6 separate regions of the Homo sapiens genome follow, and regions 2, 3, 4, 5 and 6 are each linked to region 1. Evidence: chromatin contacts called from ENCODE Hi-C or POLR2A ChIA-PET data. All regions are on one chromosome and are shown on one strand. Each heading gives the region's core, a stretch centred on a gene start or an enhancer-like site at or near the end of the contact. The rest is flanking DNA. Distances are from core to core; before and after follow the strand shown. Region 1 holds the start of AKT1S1 (AKT1 substrate 1). Region 2 holds the start of LENG9 (leukocyte receptor cluster member 9). Region 3 holds the start of VASP (vasodilator stimulated phosphoprotein). Region 4 holds the start of TOMM40 (translocase of outer mitochondrial membrane 40). Region 5 holds the start of SYMPK (symplekin scaffold protein). Region 6 holds the start of DMWD (DM1 locus, WD repeat containing).

The links. Hi-C counts contacts between places; a loop is a spot of excess contacts on that map. ChIA-PET counts read pairs that join two places held with the same protein, here RNA polymerase II (POLR2A). Pooled maps may share reads with other maps.
Region 2: a map with no recorded cell type shows a loop between it and region 1 (17-fold over the local background). The contact joins the promoter of LENG9 here to the promoter of AKT1S1 in region 1. A Hi-C loop is called at or near these places in 2 of 37 single-sample maps with no recorded cell type and 12 of 50 pooled maps.
Region 3: a pooled map shows a loop between it and region 1 (13-fold over the local background). The contact joins the promoter of VASP here to the promoter of AKT1S1 in region 1. A Hi-C loop is called at or near these places in 6 of 50 pooled maps.
Region 4: a map of CD8-positive, alpha-beta T cell shows a loop between it and region 1 (12-fold over the local background). The contact joins the promoter of TOMM40 here to the promoter of AKT1S1 in region 1. A Hi-C loop is called at or near these places in 2 of 168 maps with a recorded cell type or tissue (CD8-positive, alpha-beta T cell and naive thymus-derived CD4-positive, alpha-beta T cell) and 7 of 50 pooled maps.
Region 5: a loop to region 1 is called in a map of CD8-positive, alpha-beta T cell, with 23 times the contacts of the local background. The contact joins the promoter of SYMPK here to the promoter of AKT1S1 in region 1. A Hi-C loop is called at or near these places in 1 of 168 maps with a recorded cell type or tissue (CD8-positive, alpha-beta T cell) and 6 of 50 pooled maps. POLR2A ChIA-PET finds 5 or more read pairs at or near these places in 1 of 52 experiments (A549).
Region 6: a loop to region 1 is called in a pooled map, with 9 times the contacts of the local background. The contact joins the promoter of DMWD here to the promoter of AKT1S1 in region 1. A Hi-C loop is called at or near these places in 8 of 50 pooled maps. POLR2A ChIA-PET finds 5 or more read pairs at or near these places in 3 of 52 experiments (HEK293T, MCF 10A and naive thymus-derived CD8-positive, alpha-beta T cell).

What each region holds. Positions count from the first base shown.
Region 1 is chr19:49,876,105-49,879,510 of GRCh38, reverse strand. It overlaps AKT1S1 (AKT1 substrate 1), which reads left to right and starts at 2,156. Exons shown (of 5, transcript NM_001098633.4): 1 at 2,156-2,274. TBC1D17 (TBC1 domain family member 17) reads right to left here and starts at 1,809. Exons shown (of 17, transcript NM_024682.3): 1 at 1,767-1,809; 2 at 1,270-1,368; 3 at 939-1,013. The coding sequence starts at 1,787. RefSeq lists a silencer at 1,323-1,612 and enhancers at 656-1,615, 1,833-2,172, 2,353-2,992, 2,576-3,406.
Region 2 is chr19:54,462,162-54,465,217 of GRCh38, reverse strand. It overlaps LENG9 (leukocyte receptor cluster member 9), which reads left to right and starts at 1,440. Exons shown (of 1, transcript NM_001301782.2): 1 at 1,440-3,056. The coding sequence starts at 1,692. It overlaps CDC42EP5 (CDC42 effector protein 5), which reads left to right. Exons shown (of 3, transcript NM_145057.4): 3 at 1-192. The coding sequence ends at 117.
Region 3 is chr19:45,505,923-45,509,093 of GRCh38, reverse strand. VASP (vasodilator stimulated phosphoprotein) reads right to left here and starts at 1,615. Exons shown (of 13, transcript NM_003370.4): 1 at 1,318-1,615. The coding sequence starts at 1,322. It overlaps LOC107985314 (a long non-coding RNA gene), which reads left to right and starts at 1,720. Exons shown (of 2, transcript XR_007067269.1): 1 at 1,720-2,409. RefSeq lists silencers at 491-690, 1,285-1,464, 2,145-2,274, 2,305-2,554 and enhancers at 1,615-1,884, 1,166-1,950.
Region 4 is chr19:44,889,666-44,892,758 of GRCh38, reverse strand. It overlaps TOMM40 (translocase of outer mitochondrial membrane 40), which reads right to left and starts at 1,505. Exons shown (of 9, transcript NM_001128917.2): 1 at 1,070-1,505; 2 at 299-366. The coding sequence starts at 1,343. RefSeq lists a silencer at 1,169-1,808 and enhancers at 2,119-2,278, 2,448-2,949.
Region 5 is chr19:45,861,294-45,864,618 of GRCh38, reverse strand. It overlaps SYMPK (symplekin scaffold protein), which reads left to right and starts at 1,472. Exons shown (of 27, transcript NM_004819.3): 1 at 1,472-1,561. FOXA3 (forkhead box A3) reads right to left here and starts at 293. Exons shown (of 2, transcript NM_004497.3): 1 at 94-293. The coding sequence starts at 162. RefSeq lists a silencer at 98-507 and enhancers at 1,148-1,557, 1,809-2,447.
Region 6 is chr19:45,791,383-45,794,509 of GRCh38, reverse strand. It overlaps DMWD (DM1 locus, WD repeat containing), which reads left to right and starts at 1,665. Exons shown (of 5, transcript NM_004943.2): 1 at 1,665-2,194. The coding sequence starts at 1,754. RefSeq lists a silencer at 1,537-2,016.

The sequences.
Region 1 (3,406 bases), core at 907-3,406:
GCCAACCTGGAAAGCGGAAGTGATGTAACGCAACTTCCTGGTGCCTTGGCTGTGTTTGGCTGTGGAGCAAGGTGGAGAGTCATCTTCATCTTCATCTTCATCCTCCTGCCCTGGGGCAGCGCAGGTGGTCAGCTCAGCCTTCCAGTGTCTCGTCACTAGCTCTGTGGGTGCCGACTGACTTCCGGCCCCTGGGTGGAACTCATCAGCTCCAATGGAGGTCTCATTCCCCACTAAAGAACCCCCCTACAGAGGCATCCAACTTCTCCGTGTGCCTTGAAGGTTGTTCTGCTGTCCCTGAAATACCTTCTTGTCCTTTCATATCCTGGGAGTCCCAGCTCAAATGTCTGCTCTCCCAGGAAGCGTTGGGGATCTGGAATCAGACTGTCTGGGTGCAAAAAGTTCCAACACTTCCTAGCGTTTTCGACCTCATCTATCAGTTTCTCAAAAAGTGAGTAAGGGTCAGGGCTTAGGTGGGTCTGGATCTGACTTATCTCTGGGTCTCAGAATTGCCCAGGACGGGGTCCAGCCATGGGAAGTCCCAGGAGACATAACGAAGGGAAAGCCGGGAGCAGTGACGAAGTGGGTGAGTAGGCTGTCAGGCCCTGTCCTCTGGCACCAGAGGAAATGCCATTTCCCTTCAAGCAACTCGAATCCACATCTTGCACCCTGGCAGGGATCTCCCAAGAAGCAAAGGGAGAGAGGGGTCAGCCGTCCCCACGACCGTGCGTCTTATGCTCCCTGCTCTTTTTCCTTGAATGGGCATCCTCTGCCCATTTCACAGAGAGGAGCAAAAGGAGAGGCAGAGTACCCAAGCCTAAACAGGGTCACACATGCCCCACGAGTAGGTCTGGGATTGTACGCAGGTCCCTCAAATGACTTACAACAGCACGGACCTAGAAAAAAAGCGAGTGGAGAAGGGCAAAGCGGGTGGAGCCTACCTTCTTGGAGAAGAGGATTTGGGTGGAATCTCCAGCCTCCTCTACAGGAGCCCAGTGCAGGAGGACGTCATTGTCCTAGGGTAAGGAGGGAGGCGGGGTTAGAGGCGCTCCCCAAACCACATTCCCAAAACTTTCCGTTGCAAATTTCCAAACTTTCCCAGTTTCTACCCTCAGCCTTTCAAAGTCCCGCCCCTCATTCCAGTTCCCACACCCAGCCTTCTTCAGGTCCCACTGCTGACCGCCAGACCAAACTCCTACAGCTGCCGCCTGCATCCCAGACCGCCTGCATCCCGCTCGGAGCGGGTCCGAGCCCTGCTCCCTCCCAGCGCACCTTTTCCACGACACGGATGACACCAGCGATGAGAGAGTCTCGGTCCTGATACTTCTTAGCGCTGGTGTGCAGGTACACTCCGCCCTTCTCAAACACCACCTGAGTTGGGGGGAACCAGCGAGGGCTGGGGCCCAAGCGAGGGGACCAGCCTGGGGAGCCAATAGGGACGGGCCCAGGGAGGAGCCACCCTCAGGGGGCGGGGCCGGGAGGGCCATTGCCCCGGGACCAAGGCGGGGAGAATGGTCCAGCCCGCGTTCGGATGCTGACGTGCGTTCCACAGGGGGCAGGGCTCAAGGAGTCGCCTGAGCCGGGGGGGCGGGGCCATGGGAGGTTCTTCCCTGGGGCGGTGGACGGGAGGGTGACGGCGCGTTTATAAGAGATCGGTGTTTGCCAAGGCCGTGCCGGATTCTCGAGAGCCAAGGCCTGAGAGAAGAGCTGATCACTAGACGGGGCGTTTCGCATACACTGAAGCGAGGGAATGCGTCCTCAGTGCTTACCCTGTAGCCGGCTCCTTCCATAGTCGCCGCCGAAGGCCCCACTGCCCCGCCTCCTCCTTTTCCTAGTCAGCGTGTTGTCACTTCCGGAGAAAACAGTTCCCCTCCGGGCCGGACAGTGGTAGCGGCCCGACCCGTTCTAGAGAAGGAGCGGGTGAAACCATTTTTCAGAAGGGGGTTATTCCACTGGAACCTCGAGGGTGGATCGGAGTCACGTGGCGCAGACGCTGAAGGTGGATCCGGCTACGGAGAGTGCGCAGGCGCAGTGTTCGCCCTCTCGCCACGAAGTAAACAAGTGGGAGGGTCTGAGAGCTGCACCACCTGGGGCAAGCACGCCTTGAAACGCCCACTTCCTTCTCCATATTGTATACTGGAATTGAAGCCAAGGAGGTACCATTTTGCTCGAGGGCATGGCCTAAGCCGGTCAGCTAAGGCCATGTTAATACGGGGCTGTCCCATCTCTCTGCGGGGCGCGACAGCTGGAAGAGCCGAACGGATAAGAGAAGAGGAGGTGAGAGGAGCTGTACACCACAAGAGGCACTGAGGGACTCAGGATAACGGGATGAAGCCGTCAGTGCCCCCAGAAACGAAGCGGCCCCGGACGAATTTCTGAGTCACCGTCGCGAGAAAGCGGGCTGAGCCGCCATTTTGAAGCCTGGCAAACCGAAGCAAGAAATGCTGCCGTGTTGGATCTTTGCCAGCCTTCGTGCCGAATGGGAGCAGGTTGGAGGGAGGGAGAGCCAATATACACTATGGGCTGATTAAGCCCGGTTGGCTGCCATGTTGTTAACGAGCACCGATTTCCTCTACTTTTGTCGAAGAAGTTTATTGTGGGTCAGGGACGTCAGGTCGCTTGCCTTCGTTTACTGTGGTCATGATTGAGCATATGAGGACGGCCATTATTGTTGGGGGCAAATGGAAATGCTCTAGGCGGGGCCATTTTTCTTAGGGGCAAGCTGTCGTCACCCTTGTCAACTGGTTCGGATGAAGCCCCTGTGGCCGCCATCTTGATCTCGGGCGGCCCCGATAAGGGAGGCGGAGTGTGCGGAGAGGAGGCGGGGCAACTGCGCGGACGTGACGCAAGGCGCCGCCATGTCTTTTGAGGGCGGTGACGGCGCCGGGCCGGCCATGCTGGCTACGGGCACGTGAGTGGAGGCGGCGTTGTTAACCGCGGTGTGGGGAGGATTTGGCCGTCCTGAGGCAGCGGGGCGCTGGGAGGGCGAGCGGCTCACGGGAGGGGTATGGCCTGCACAGATCAGAGGGCAGAGGTCTGCCAGCGATCCTTTGCTGAGCGCTGGAAGGGGGTCGCCCGTGGGAATCGTCCTGTCAGACCTGAGGCAAATCGTAGACAGTCTCACCTTGCGGTTCCAGAGCGCCTGGGATCTCTACCTGGGCCGTGGACCACGTCCACGGGGTCGGGGGATGGTTTGGGGGGCCTCGGGGCGCCCCTCACCCGTCCAAAGGCGGGACTTCCGGTCCTGGCCTCCGTCTGGGCGGGATTTCCTGTTTTCTTCCTAGACCAGTGGGTCCTCCCTGGACCCCGGGCGAGGTTGGGAGGTCTCGGGGCAGCTGAGCGTGGCCCCAGGCGCTCACCCCATGGCTACCGCGTTCATGCTCAGGTTCCTCACATCTTGGGGTGTGGG
Region 2 (3,056 bases), core at 191-2,690, 4.6 Mb before region 1:
CGCCCGGAGGCGGCTGCCGCCAAGCCCGACGCGGAACCCCGCCCCGGGACGCAGCCCCCCCAGGCCCGCTGCCGCCCCAACGCGGACCTCGAGCTGAACGACGTCATCGGCCTCTAGGTTCCCTCATTCCCCGCGCCCTTCCCGCCCGGCACCCCACTTCTGTATACATAAACGGCCAAGGTGTGTGCCCGGGCTCTGACTTTTCACTTTGCACGTGGAAAGGGATGAATGATAGGGTCCTGGCGCCTCTGAGAGCCGGATGTGTCACCCGGAGGCCTGGTCCGGGTCCGATGATTGCCCTGGGGTGGGGGTGCGGCTCCTTTAAGAGAGCCCGAGGGCGTGGCCAGGCGGTGCCCCTTGCAGAGGCGGCGGCTCCCGCAGTCCCATTCGTCAAATACTGTGCGCCACCGCCGGCCGGACGTGGTCCTGGGGCCGGGCCAGACTCAGCCACCGCGGGGCCAGCCGAGGCGGGGCTGCAGAGTGCTGCAGCCCCAGGAGTCTTTCTGGCCCTGAACGCCTCAGGTGGACTCCGACCCGGCGGAGCCGCCGTTTACTCTGGGAGCGGCTGCAGAGGGAAGTGTCTGAGAACACTTTTAGAGCAGTAGGGGCCTGGTCTCCGTGGGGGAAGGGTCCGCAGGCATCTTGGTTCTTTAAGGCCCCCGAGGGATGGGGCCGAACATGCAAATGATTTGGACTGAGGGGCCAGGTTCTCGTAAGTTTCCCAGAGGGGCGGGGCCGCAAATGTAAATCACTTGGACTGAGGGCGGGTCCAGGTTCTTTAAAGACGTCCCCTCATGGGCGGGGCACACAGGTATCACCGGGAAAGGGGCGGGGCACCACATGTAAATCACCGGGAAAGGGATGGGACACAGGTAAATCACCCGGAAAGGGGCGGGGCACCACATGTAAATCACCTTAAAACGGACAGGGCACACATGTAAATCACTTGGGGAGAGGCACACACGTAAATCACCCGGAAAGAGGCAGCACAAAAGTATCACTGGGAAAGGGCCAGGGCACGCATGTAAATCACCCGGAACGGGGCGGGACACATGTAAATCACTTGAGAAGGGGAGAGGCACTCGTAAATCACCCGGAAAGGGGCGGGGCATTACATGTAAATTACCCTGAAAGGAGCGGGGAACATATGTAAATCACTTGGGAAGGGGAGAGGCACACATAAAAAAAAAAAAAAATCACCTAAAAGGGGTGGGGCACTCGTAAATCACCAGGAAAGGGGCGGGGCACCACATGTAAATCACCGGGAACGGGGCGGGGCACTACATGTAAATCACCTAAAGGTCGAGGCACACGTAATCATCCCGAAAGGGGCGGGGCATTACATGTAAATCACCCAGAAAGAGGCAGCACACATCAATCACCGGGAAAGGGGCGGGGCCAGGCTCCCAAGAGCTCCGGGAGACCGAGACTGCCGCAGCCTTTACGCAGCTTGCTTTCCTGGCGCTGGGGGAGGGCGCAGCCGGGAAGTCCCAGAGCAGCGGTGTCAGGCTCTCCACCAAGGAGGGACTGGGCCAGAGTCCTCGCGAGGGCACGCGGCGTGGTCCCCAGAGCTAGGCCGGAGCGCGGGCCGCTGACGCCACTGTCGGGTGAGGCTCGGTGCATCCAAGGGGAGCCGCCCTCCGTGCGGGGCGACCTCGTCTGCGCGGCGGGCGTGCCAGTTCCCCGCACCCATGGCAGCGGCCAGAGAGCCGGAGTTGCCGCAGGAAGCCCCCGCCACGGAACCCGCGCCCCCGCCGGCCTGCCGCTTCTTCCTGGAAGGCCGCTGCCGCTTCGGCGCCCGCTGCCGCCAGCCCCACCCTGGGGCGCCGGCGCCGCCTGGCCGCGAGGCGCAGCCGGAGGCCGGGGCCAAGAAGCCGCCGCTGCGCACAGCCGCGGACGTCATCCAGCGCATCCGCTGGGACCCGCGCCTCGACCCCGCCGACTTCTCGGTGGGCTACGTCGACCGCTTTCTGGGTGTGCGCGAGGAGCCCTTCAGCGCCTTTTGCTGGGACCAGCCGCTGGCGGCGCTCGGGCCGGGCGTGCTGGCAGTGCCCCAGCACCGCGTGCGCTTCTTCCGCTTCCGTGGCCGCCTTGTGTGGGACCGCGCCTCGCGCACCGACCTCGTCTTTGGCTCTGGCTCGGCGGCGGGACGCGGGCCCACCATCCTGGACGCACCGAACACCGAGGGCGCCCACGGGGCAGAGGGTGCCGAGTGGACACTGGCGGGGACAGGTCAGGAGGCCCAGGCTGCCCCCAAGCGAGGGAGCACAAGGCCGCTCTGCACAGGGCACCAGGAACCAGGCGTGGAGGAACCCGGAGAGCTGGAGGCGGCCCAGGAGAGGGCGCTGGGCACAGCTGCTGATTTGGGAACACTGGCCCCAAGAGGACGCCTCGCCGGAGTGACTGAGGCACTGAAGCCAACAGCAGCCACCAGGACCACATTGCTGGGGGGCAAGGAAGCACAGGCCCTGGGAGTCCCGGGGGGCTCCGCTGAGACGACAGAAGCCGAGTGGGGTCCTGCGGCCTGGCCCGAGGACAAAAGGGCCCGCCTTAGTGTTGCAGCCCCTTGCCAACCGCGCCCCACACATTTTGTGGCCCTCATGGTGACCGAGCCTGGGCTACAAGCAGAAGTGACCAAGGCCCAGGAATACCTGGTCCACGTGGCCCCACACTGCGCCAACTTCCTAGTGCCCTCTCAGAACCTACACCTGACCCTGGCCCTGCTGCGACTGGCAGGCGCTGGGGAGGAGGCCGCTGCCATTGGAGCTCTGAGACGGGCCCTCTTGGCCCCGGGGCTAAATGCACCCCCTCGGCTGAGCTTTAGAAAGCTGGTCCTCCTGGGCCCGCATGTGCTGTGTGCCCCACCCTCTCCCACACTGGAAAGCATGGCACAAGTGCTGAGCCAGAGGCTGGAAGCCGAGGGGCTGAGTACACTACAGTCTCCAGGGCAGCTGCACCCCCACCTCACCGTGGCCAAGGTGCCCCATGGTTCCCAGGTCCACCTCCCCAAGCTGGAGTTCACCCTCAGCCAGGAAGTGGGGTGCCAGCCCCTGCAG
Region 3 (3,171 bases), core at 366-2,865, 4.4 Mb after region 1:
CGGGGGATGTGGGCACCACGGGGTTAATCCCCAACCGTCCCCAGGGGCCTCCCTGCTCAGGCTGGGGGCTTTGGGGCAGGAAGTCCCAGAGAGAGTAGAGGAAGGGAGATAGTATTGTCAGGCTCTGGCCCCATGGGAGAGATTATGGGGGGCCAGGGGAGGGAAGAATAGGGGGGATGGTTGGGCCCCCCTGCCCACACTGGCCCCGCCCTCAGGTGAGCCCAGGAGTTCGGGGGAGGCCCCGGCCAGACCAAATCCCTGGGTCCCTTGGGCCGCCACCCCCAGGATTAAATTCCTGGGAAGATAGCTGGAATTATCTGGGAAGCCTGGGTCCCTAGGGAAGAGGGCTATGACCTTGAAGCTTTCCAGCTCCCCCTCCTCCAACCCCAAGGCTCCGGGTGGATAGGGGGACGGTGAGCAAAGGGGGAGGGGCCGTGGTGGGGAAGGCAGCCGGCCTACAGCGCTTGGTGCCCGCCCCCCACACCAGCTGTCTCGACAGGTGAGTCAGGAAGACAAAGGCCCCCTTCCCCCAGCTGCCGCGCCCCCTCCCTCTCCAGGGCCGCGCAGGTGGGGGAGCCGGGCCGCCCTTATGGCCGGAGGCGGGGAGCCGCCCTCTGCTCCGAGCGCCCGCTCGGTCCTAGGCACGGCCAGTTAAGCAGATTGTGTGCGGAGCGACGGGGAAGGGGGGGGTCCCACCAGACTCTGGAGGCTGCGTCCAGGTCCCTGGATCGGTTCACACCAGCCTCCTCCACAGGAAGACCTAAGTGACCCCCAAAATCCAGGGGATTAAGAAGTACCCCCGAAGTTATGGAGCGCGGTCCCACTTGGGGAGACTTTTTCCAGCACCAAGTAAACGGGGGACCTGCACACCCAGGGTCTGAGTCTCAGTCTCTCTTCCAAGTCCCAGGGTATCCCAAATCGGTCCCCCACAATCCTTCCCGGACCTCGAGCTGAAGTCTGGGGGGAGGGGGAGGAGAGTCTGAGCCCTGCCTCAATCCTGGCATCCCTGCGGGGAGTCGCTGCCAACTTTGAGGTCCTCTAAAAAAAGTCTTAACAATTCGGGAGTCCTCCGAGCGCCCCCAAATCTTGAGGGCTCCCAGGAGAACCTCACCGCCACCACCCCCCGAGCTTGGGGAGTCAGTCGTGGAGAAGTGATCGACGGTTCTGGGGCGCGTCCAAGGGGATTCAGCTCAAATCCGAGGCTCCCAAGGATCTGTCCCCAAATTCCAGCCCGGAGCTAGCTGGGGGGGAGGGGGACAAAGGCGGGGCGCGGAGCCCGCCCGGGCGGGGACGGGTCGGGGGGCAGGTCCGGCTCACCTCATGGCTGCTCGGCGGGCGGGCGGCTCGCCCACGGGCTGGCTGCTCCCGGGGCGCCCCTGGCTGGAGGTTCAGGGGTTCGGGGCTGGCTCCGGGCTCGGCTCAGGCTCCCCCAGGGTCCCGCCCCATAGAGTCCGGCTTCCTGGGGAGAATGTGGACCGGGCCGGGGCGGGTCTCCGGGCGCCGCTTCCCTCAGGCGGTCTGATGAGAGGTTCCTGCAGCAGAAAGGGGATGCAGCGTCCGCTCCCCAGCGCGCACCCCTTGCCGGTGGCGGCTACAGTGTTACTCTTACTACTGTACTTCTCTTCGTTACATTTCGTTCCAAAATTCCACTCCCCGCACCCACAATGCCCCGCGCCTTAAAGGGGCCGCGTGCGCCTCCAGGCGAGGGGGTGGAGGGCGCTTAAAAGGGCAACTCTGCACCCTCGGCTTCCGCGATCTCGCTCCTCTCCCCAATGTTGTAGCCCAGGGGTGCACCCTGGGAATCACCCCCACCTGAGGGGCAAGTTGGTGAAGGGGAAGGGGACCTCCCTTGCTTCCTAGTTCGCTCCCACTGTGGGAATTCTGAGGAGGGTCTCGGAAGGGGCGCGATTTCTTTCCCCATCGACTTCTCCATCTCGTACTCCGCTCAATTTTGGGGGTCGAGGAGGACCCTCAAGTTAAGCAAGTGGTCTCAGATTTTCTCCCTGAAATCCCATCTTCGGAACACCGCCCCTCCCCAGCGTTTCTCTTCTGTCAATTTCGGAGAGGTTACTAAGGGGGCGAGACCCCCACCCGCACGGGAGTGGAAGTCGGGGGAGTAGGGCCCAACCCCTCTCACCCCACCCCGCCCGCCCCGGGAAGGTGAGGAGGAAGTGGGCCAAGGGGGCGCGGTCGGTCGCTGACTCACAGCCGCAGGGTCGGGGGTGGGGTGGGGTGGAGGTGGGGACTGGCGAGGAGTGCGGGAGTGGGGGGCCCGGCATTCGCCCGGGGTGGGCAGGAGGCGCCGGCTTCTTTGGTGTGTAAAGCCTCCGGCCCACGCACGCCCCGCTCTGACTCAGTTTCGCCTGCGGAGGACAGCAGGATCATCCCAGCCCTCAGGAGGGCCCGGAGGTGAGGAGACCCTCCCGGGAGCCCCCGCCCCCACACGCCGGCTCCGGGCTGAGCCCAGACACCCTCTGAGGCTTCCGCAGCGTGTCTTGCCGGCCCCGCCCCGAGTGACGTCACTGATTTGGTCGCGCCCCTTGGGTAGAGCGCCACCTGGCCCGGGTGAGGCGCCCGAGCCCTGGGAAATCAGTTAGTTCCACATTTACACACGGGTAAACTGAGGCCTGGAGACAGGGAATGAATCTGGCCTATGGCCCTCTTGCCTGAGCCCCCAGAACCCGGAAAGCCACCAAGGTCTGAGTGTAAAACCAACAATTCTCAGGGCCAGCTGACTATGTGAGAGAATCCACTTTTCCAGCGTATGTCCAAGCCGAGTCCCATGTCCGGATGTTGATGTTGTCCTGACCTCCTTTACCTGGGGAGCACGTCATCCTTCCAGGCCAAGCTTTGACATTAATTCCCCTCCCCTTCTCCACCCCACTCTGGGAGACCTTGAACCCTGTTCCTCGGAGGTTATCATTGTTTCTCAGTGTGTTTCCTCAGGCTGAGTTGTCTGGGAGAATGGGTAGACTAAATTTCTTTTTTTCTTTTTTTTTTTTTGAGATGTAGTCTCTCGCTGTCACCCAGGCTGGAGGGCGCTGGCTCGATCCCCGCTTACTGCAACCTCCCCCTCCTGGGTTCAAGCAATTCTCCTGCCTCACCCTCCTAAAGTAGCTGGGATTACAGGCACGGGCCACCAAGCCCAACTAATTTTTGTATTTTTAGTAG
Region 4 (3,093 bases), core at 256-2,755, 5.0 Mb after region 1:
GCTGGGCAGGGGATGAAGACTGGGAGGCACGGCCTGACTAAGAGACTCAGAGAAAGGAGGTGCTGCCGGTAGGCCCACAGACCTGTTCCTTCACTCCAGCCTAGCTGCTATGGGGAGACAGTACCTCTGGATTCTAGGTCCCCAAACTGAGTAGTCAGTCTGGCACTATATCTCCGAGTCTTTTCAAGTATCAGGGAGCCCAGCTCTTGAGGGAGGAGTAATTGGGCCGAGTGTGCAGATGCAGGGAGGGGGACGGCGGGGACGATCTCTGGTGGGTAAGGACACCAGGAAGGCTCACCTGAAAATGGTTACTCAACCCTTTGTTGACTGTGAGCTTGACACCCTCCATCTGAATGGGAAACAGCTCTGGAGAAGAGAAACGCTGTCACACTCCACTCCAACCCCACACCAACTCTCATCTCTTCCTTCCCTACCACCCCCAGCTCTCTCCAGAGACCCACAGCAGAACATCTCACAAAGGATTCCACCTGTAAAGAGGCAGTACAGCCTAGTTAGACAGGGCCAGGGCCTTTGCTTGCTCAAATCTCACTGCCACCAAGCTGAGCAACTTTAGGTCAAACTCATCATCTGAAAGATGGGACCCTCACCACACAGAATTGTCCCAAGGATCTAATGAGTTAACGTATAATGAACACCAGAACAGAACTCCATAAATCTCCACCACTACTACTACTCTAATTGCTCCAGGCTGGGATCCGGAGGCTTTGGGTCCCATACCCAAGGAACCTCGCTGACACCTTGCTGACACCGTGACCTTGGGCCTCAGTTGCCTTCCCGATCACAAGAGAAGTCTGGCTTGGCTGATCCCGGGGCTCCTCAGGTCCCTAAAGGCTTTTCTCTACTGCTATGACATTCCATCCCGTTTCCAGCATTTGATTCCATCATTCTAAGCCCCAAGTCCAACGTTCCACCATTCGATCCCAACATCACCTCCTAGTGCTGTTAAATAATTCCAATGGTGCGCGCCAAATCCCAGAGTCCCCAGTGTCCTCCCCCTTCCCCCGAGATCCAGGCCATCGCAGCCCAGCGGGGGCCCCTCGCCCCTCACCCTTGCACTTCCGGTGGCACTCCTCGAATGTGCCCGGGTTGGGCAGGCAGCCGCAGGCCCCATCCTCGGCGGCCCCTGAGGCGCTGGCGGTTGCAGCCCCGGGGGTCCGTTCCGAACTTCGACTCGTACTGGTGCCGGCGCCCAGGCTGCCTCCCAGCGGCGGCAGCGTGAAGCCCGGCGGCGAGGGCGGAGGTGGCGGCAGCCCCACGAGGGCCGGCGCAGGCGGCGGTGGCGGCCCTGCGGGCGGCGAGCTGGCAGCCAACACGTTCCCCATGGTCGCCTGCTAGGGGAGAGGTCAGAGGGCAGAGGTCAGGGCCCGCGCGCCCCCGACTCAGCCCCAGCAAATCCGCACCCGGCTCCGGCCCCGGTTCTCACTGGCGGCGGCGCCTGCTCCCGGCCTGGGCTCCGCTCCCACCCCGTGCGCCACGCGCAACCGAACCCGCTGCCGCCGCCGCCACCACCGTCGCCCCGCCCCACCTAGCCCATTGGTTTAGTGTGCCCTGAGGCCCGCCCACCAGCGTCAAGACTCGGTCTTCCCATTGGACTTGTGCATAAAGTCCCGCCCACTTTCCCTGAAATGTCCTTTTGTATTGGTTCTCACTCGCAGGGTAGCCACGGCGCCCCTCCCACCCTTCCCATTGGCTCGCAGCGCCTGCGCCTATTGGCTCGCGTCGCCGCGGGTTCCGGTGCTAACCCGCCATTGGTCTGTGCTGAGCATTTTGCCACGCCCGCTGAGGCATCGCCCCGCCTCTCTCCTGGAGGAGGCCCTCTTTTGATTCCGCCCCGCGGCGAGGTTGCTGTGATAATTGGTCGGCTTTGACCCTTGCAGCATTTTGATTGGCTCCAGCGTGTACGGGGTCGACCTTGGTGGCGTATCAGCTTGGTACTCTCATTGGCTAACGTTCCAGGGTCGAAGGACAGGTAAAGGTGGGTTGCGCGGCAGAGGCGGCTAGGCAGCAAGGTCAGGCCTCGCGTCCCACCAGGCACCGCGGCAGCCGGGCCCCCACCCCACCTCTGGTTCGGAGTAGCCGACCTAAAACCGGAAGTGCTGGCCCTTCCCAGAGTGCCTCGGGAGAATTCTAATCTGTTCTGCGAACCCTGCGCTGCTCCTCGTTACCCACAATGCCCTCATCACCTCTTAGCGAAACAGTTGCCTTAGACCCACCCCTTTCGTTACCCATCATGCCTCTTGTTCCTCGCGTCACTGCGGCTTCTATCTTTGGCCCATTCATTCCTCTCCCATTACCCATCATGCCTCTGCCCCATTCATTTGAGCTTCATTGCCCAGACTACTTTTAGCTCCAGCCTGCCTGCTCACTTTCGTCGTTCTTCCGGCCCTTCTCTAATTAGCCATCATGTTTTGGATCCATGAACTCCTGTCCGTTACCTCCCTTGCCCCCGGTCCCTATTTTTCCATTATTCATCACTCTGCCTCTGGCCCATTCATTCAGGTTTATTATCCGTCATGCCTTGGGCTCCTATTACAACATTATTCATGATTTTGCCTTTAGTCTACTTTTACTTGCCGTTTATTCATTAAACTTGAGCCTCTTATACTTTCGTTACTGCTTTTTTAATTTTTATTTTTTTAAAGACAAGGTTGGACTCTGTCACTCAGGCTGGAGTGCAGTGGCGCCATCATAGCTTACTGCAGCCTTGAACTTCTGGCCTCAATCGATCCTCCTACCTCAGCCTCCAGAGTAGCTGAACTACAGGTGCGTGCCACCACGCCCGGCTAACTTTCGTAGAGGCGGGGTCTCACTGTGTTTCCCAGGCTGGTCTCTTAACTCCTGGACTCAGTCGAGCTTCCCGCCTCAGTTTCCCGAAGTGCTGGAATTACAGGAATGAGCCACTGCATCTGGCCAATTGCTATTTTTATCTTTGTCCCATTCATCATACTGCTGTTGCAATTATGAATGTTCATTAAACAGCATGCCCTGGACCCCTCCCCATTCCATTACTCAACATTCTGTTTTTAGGGCTGGGCGCAGTGGCTCACGCCTGTAATCCCAGCACTTTGGGAG
Region 5 (3,325 bases), core at 223-2,722, 4.0 Mb after region 1:
TCCATTTGAACCCACAACCAGTCCCTGCTCCATGTGAGCCCACACCCCGATACCTGCCCCCAACTTCCCGCTCCGCCATCCCCGAGGACACACCTCGCCCGCCTCCGGGTAGTAGCTCCACTCGGCCAGGTCATGGGCCTCCATCTTCACTGAGCCCAGCATCCCCCGGGCTTACGCCCCCACCCGCCCCCGCTCCGGCCCCGGGGGAACGGAGCGCTCTGGATCTCTCAGCGGGCACGGCCCGAGCTCCCACCGGCGCCCGCCCGTCCGACCGCCCGGGGTACGGCTGTCCCGAGCGCCGCGGGAGGCGGCCACGCTTTATAGCCGGGACACCCCCGCCCTCGCCCGCCCCGGGCTCCCCTCCCGCCTCCCCGAGGGCGGCGCGCTCGGACTGGGGCGCCCCCTGCGGGATCGCCAGGAGACAGACCTCAGGCGCCGGGGGCCGCAGCCCCAGGACGCGACAGCTGGGGGTGATTCAGGAGTGAGGGAGCTGCCCGCAGCGACGCTGCAGATACCAAGGGCCCCGAGGTCAGAACTCTGGAGCCTTTCTACCTCAGGGGGCTTCATCATCTCGGCAGGAGAGGACGAAGAGCCAGAGCCCTGCATGACCGTGGCGGAAGAAAGGGGAATCAGAACGCTAGGGCCACTATGCGACTACAAGGACCCGTAAAAGGTCCCCGAAATCACATCCCCATTGGACAGACAGGAAGACTGAGGCTTCCGACGGCTAGAAATGCTTAACTTGGCCGGGCGCGGTGGCTCACGCCTGTAATTCCAGCACTGCAGGAGGCCGAGGCGGGCGGACGAATCACTTGAGGTCAGGAGTTTGAGACCAGCCTGGCCAACAGGGTGAAACCCCATCTCTATTAAAAATACAACAACTAGCTAGGCGTGATGGTGCGTGCCTGTTATCCCAGCTATTCGGGAGGCTGAGGCAGGAGAATCGTTTGAACCTAGGAAGCGGAGGTTGCAGTGAGCCGAGATCGCGCCACTGCAGTCCAGCCTGGGAGAGAGAGCGGGACTCCGTTTCCAAAAAAAAAGAAAGAAAGAAAAGAAAAGAAAAAGAAATGCTTCAGACTGTTGAAAGGGTCAAGAACAAAGATGGAGGGGATCGGGGCCTCTCCGCAGACCCCACTAGGGCAACAGACCACCTCCCCTCCAAGACCCAGGAGCTTCGCTGCCCGAACTCCGCACTCTCCAAGACCAGCCAGCCGTCCAGGGACTCAGCACCACTGAGAACTCCATTTCCCAGAATGCTCTAGCTCCCTTTCCGCCCGGTGCCTCCGAAGGGACTACATTTCCCAGAAGGCCTAGCCGGACCCAGAGCCGGAAATGAAGGGTCTGCTCGCCGTAGTATGGAGGCGGGCAGAATGCCGCTCGCACGGGACGAGGCATGGGCGGGGTCGGGCTGTGCTCTGGACTCCATTTCCCGGCGGCCCTGGGTGTGTGGCGCGTGCGCACCGTTCCCGGCGACGAACGGAAGATGGCGGCGGCGGCGGCGGCGGAGTGTAGGAAGAGGCACTGCTGAGGGGGCGCGAGGGGAACGGAGGCCAGAGCTGCGGTGAGCGGGAGGCGGCGTTTGGGCCCGGAGACGAAAGGAGGAGGCTCCTAAAGAAGCAGGGGCTCGGGCGGGGAGGGCATCGCCGTGGGGAGAGGGGAACAGTGGCTTTCGCGACCCATGTTTCTTCCCTTGCTCAGGACCCTTCCTTGGCTCCCTAGTGCCCTCGAGGCAAAGTTCCAACGTGGCCCCCCGGGCGCCACCGCCCCGCAGACCTCGCTTGCTTCGACTCGGCCTCTTTGCTTTTTCCCCCACCTCTAACAGCCGCCCTGGCCTTTCGGTTCCTTAAACTTGCCATGCGCTTTCCCGCTTCGGGGATTTTGCACAGGCTGTCCCTTCTGCCTGCAACATCCTTTTACCCATTCGGCTTGGCTAACTCCCATTTCATCCTTCGGGTCTCGGCACCAACGTCACTTCCTCTGCGAAGCCCTCCTTCCCTGCCCTCCATCCAGAAATCCGCCTGTTAAATGCTTTTGTCGGTCCGTGTTCCTTCATGTCACGTGTGGTCTAATTTGTTATCCGACTCTTATCTGTGTGCTGTTTTATGATGTCTATGACCGTGTGTTCCATGAAGGTAGGGACTAGGTTTGTCTCTGTCGCCACTGTGTTCTCAGCACAGCGCCAATCACGCCGGAGACGCCCAGCTAATGTTCGTTGAAGGAATAAAAGATACTCCTAGAGCCAGTTTGGGGAAACAGGGTAGTCATCAGATTCCTAGGTAGCAGTGGGGCAGGGTACCACTTCTTAACGAGTACATCGAGAGGGAAGGGGAAACAGTGATACTGTTCATCATAGCAAAAGGCTACACGCATCCCAAATGTTCTTAAATAAGAAGATTGGCTGAAAGAAACTATAATACATCCACATAAAAAATACTATGCAACTCTAAAAAGGAATGAGGTAGATAAAAGGAAATGATGAAAATCTCTATACACTGATATAGTGGCCTCCAACATATATTAAGGGAAAACAAGTGAAGTGGAGGTTGGTGTTTATTGTATATGCTTTTTCTTTTTTTTTTTTTTTGAGACAGGGTCTCACTCTGTCGCCCAGGCTGGCACGATCCCAGTTCACTGCAACCTCCACCTCCCTGGTTCAAGTGATTCTCCCACCCCAGCCTCTCGAGTAGCTGGGATTACAAACGTGCCCCACCACACCCAGGTAATTTTTATATTTTTAGTAGAGACGGGGTTTCTCTGTGTTGGCCAGGCTGGTCTTGAACTCCTGACCTCAAGTGATCTGCCCACCTCAGCCTTCCAAAGTGCAGGGATTACAGGCCTGAGCCACCAAACTCGGCCTGTGTAGGCTCCTTTTTTTTTTTTTTGAGACAGAGTCTCACTCTGTCACCCAGGCTGGAGTGCAGTGGCGTGATCTCGGCTCACTGCAACCTCTGCCTTCCAGGTTCAAGCAATTCGCCTGCCTCAGCCTCCCAGGTAGCTGGGATTACAGGCACACCACCACGCCTGGCTAATTTTTGTATTTTTAGTAGAGATGGGGTTTCACCATGTTGGTCAGGCTGGTCTTGAACTCCTGACCTCGTGATCCACCTGCCTCCGCCTCCCGAAGTGCTGGGATTACAGGCGTGAGTCACCGCTCCCGGCCCTGTGTATGCTCTTTTTGTAAATGAAAGGGAAATATGTATATATGGGTTTTTTTATTTTCATTTTTTTTCCTTTTTTTGCATAAAATCTAGCTCCTGCAGGAGAATTTTGTGTATGTGTGTTTAAAAAAGAACAAAACAAAACTGAAAGCATAAACCAAAAAGCA
Region 6 (3,127 bases), core at 416-2,915, 4.1 Mb after region 1:
GCAGAGGTTGCAGTGAGCCAAAATCGTCCCATTGCACTCCAGCCCACGTGACAAGAGCGAGACTCTGTCTCAAAAAAAAAAAAAAAAAAAAAAAAAGCCGGGTGCAGTGGCTCATGCCTGTACTCCCAGCACTTTGGGAGGCCGAGGTGGGTGGATCACCTGAGGTCAGGAGTTCGAGACCAGACTGGCCAACATGGTGAAACCCCGTCTCTGAGCCGAGATGGAGCCATTGCACTCCAGCCTGGGTGACAGGGTGAGACTGTCTCAAAAAAAACAAAAACAAAAACAAAATAAAACCTCTCTACATGCCAAGTGAAAGGTGGAAGTGGGGGTGAGACAGAAATCTGGGAGACCAAGAGACACGGTTGATGTGGGGGTGGGGGAAGGGCTTGGGTAGAGGAGAAGCTTGGATCAGGGAGAACAAGGAACTGAGAAAGAGGAATTCCACGTGGTCGAATGCAAAAGACTTGGAGGCTGTAAGCGGGGGCAGAGTGAAGATAAATGGTACACATCTAGGAAGACACCCAGGTCTGTGGCCTGGTTGACTGAGTGGACGGCAGAGCTAGCCCTAAGGTGGGGATGCAAGAGAGGTGGAGGATTTGGTGTAAGACGTCAATTTCATTGTAGGATTCTTTTTTCTTTCTTTTTTTTTTTTTTTTAGAGAGACTGAGTCTGACTCTGTCCCCCAGGCTTTAGTGCAGTGATGTGAATTCATAGCAGTCTTGATCTCCTGGGCTCAAACGATCCTCCCACCTCAGCCTCCCAAAGTGCTGGGATTCTCGGATTCCAGGCATGAGCCACCATGCCCGAACCATTGTAGGATTTTTTTTTTTAAGTGTGAGATGCCCTTGGGACACTCTAGGGAGAAATCGTAGAGGCCATTGACTACATGAGACTAGAAAGATCTATGATGGGGCTGGGTGGCTTCAGCAGACATGGGGAGCACTGGCTATGAGTAGGAGCTGTTGGGATCAGGGGGAGACTTTGGGTTACGAGTGGATCACTGGGACACTGGGGCACCGTGGGGATCAATACAATTTGGGAATCAGAGGTAGGTTTTGGAGGACAAGTGAGGTTGTTGAAAATAAGAAAATCATGGAAATATACATTGGAGGTTGGTGGAAAATATGAAGGATGTTTGGAGTTAGCATTAATCAATAGTGGGTCAGAGGAAGTCCTCTGAGTTGTGTGGGGACACAGGGATTTGGTGGGTCACCAAGGGTGGGGAAGAATGGTAGCAGATGCTGTGGTCATTCAGGGATTTGAATATGTCAGTGGGAAACACTGGAGGTCAGGGGAGTGTATATTGGGCGTCTAAGGAGAGACCAGGGTCACTTGGGGTTGGCTGTGACTTCATGGGAAGGCTGGACTATGGATGAGGGCTTCTTTGTCGTGGGGGAAAAAAAAAAAAAAATCCCTCCGTTGCTAGGCAAACGTTCCCAGGGCGCGGTTGCTAAGGACTTGAGCTTTCTAACTGGCCACGCCTCTTTCCATTGCGGGCTCCGCCCCCGCAGCCAACCACAAGTCGGTCACAGGCTCAAAGGCCGCGCCCACCTTCTCGCCCCGCCCACAGTCCCAGCACCGTTACCCGAGCGACCGCGGGGATTCGTCCCGCCTCCGGATCTGGGTGCCAATCGAAGAGGCGTTGCCCGGGCGACGACCCCACCTTTTCCGGCGCGGGCCAGCGGCTTCCGGGAGGGGGCCCGGCTGCGGGCGGCAGTCCGGCAGTGGCGGGGCCCGGGGGGCGCCCAAGATGGCGGCGGGCGGCGCGGAGGGCGGCTCGGGCCCCGGCGCCGCCATGGGGGACTGCGCGGAGATTAAGTCGCAATTCCGCACGCGCGAGGGTTTCTACAAGCTACTCCCGGGCGACGGCGCCGCTCGCAGGTCGGGTCCGGCTTCCGCCCAGACTCCGGTGCCGCCTCAGCCACCGCAGCCCCCGCCCGGCCCTGCCTCCGCCTCCGGTCCCGGCGCTGCAGGCCCCGCGTCGTCCCCGCCGCCCGCAGGCCCCGGACCCGGGCCCGCCCTGCCCGCCGTGCGCCTCAGCCTCGTGCGCCTCGGGGAGCCGGACAGCGCCGGGGCCGGGGAGCCGCCCGCCACGCCCGCGGGGCTGGGCTCGGGGGGAGACCGCGTCTGCTTCAACTTGGGCCGTGAGCTCTATTTCTACCCAGGCTGCTGTCGTCGTGGGAGCCAACGGGTGAGCGGCCTGCATCGTGGGGCCCTGGGTGCTGAAAGGATGGAGGTTCCAGAGAACTGATAGGAGGGTCCCCGAATTGATATGGGGCCCTGAGATAGGCATTCTAAATGTGATGGACGTTGTAGGGCGACAGCATTGGAGGGAGTACAGGATTCTGAAATGTGATGAGAGGCCCGCGGGGTGCTGGGCAGGCATCTTGGAGGTGATGGGGGAAATCCCCTTTACCCCCGTTATGCGTAGGAGTTCTGGGATGGTGACTATTGGACATGATGGGGTATCTGAGATGAGGTGGGATCCCCCGGGTTCTGGGGTGGCAGGCATTCTGCAGGTAATGGGGAATCATGAGGTGATGCAAGCCCAGAGGTGATGGAGAACCCAGTATTGCAGCCTGGAGGTGTGGGAGAGGGGTCTTGAGATTGAGCCCAGGAATGAGGAGAAGTCTAGAAGTGATGGGGGCCTTGAAGGTGATAGGGGATCCAGAAGCTGAATGGGATTCTAGAGAAAATTGGGGTCTGGAAGTCATGAGGGTCCTGGAGGAGATGAGCGTCCGGAAGCTGATGGGAGCTCTCAAGGGAATGAGAGGCCCTGGCAGGGGAATCTGCAGGTGTGATTCAGGACATCTCTAAAGCGATGTGGTGAGAACCCTGGCCGTTTATGGTGATCCCAGAAATGATGGGGATCCTTCGGAGCCCCTAGGTAATAAATGGGCCTAAAATGTGGGAGACCGTGAGGTTTGACGGGTCCCAGAACTGTGGCGGTTTAGGGACTACAAAGTGAAGAGAATGCTAGGATGTTAGGCTTTAGAGTCCTGGAAATTTGGGTGACCTCAAGGTTTGGGGGTCTTGGAATAGTGTGGTACTAGGTCCCAAGGGAGTTGCTGAGGTTATAGGATGGAGTGGTGAGGCTAAAAGGAATCGGAGCTTAGGAACTGTG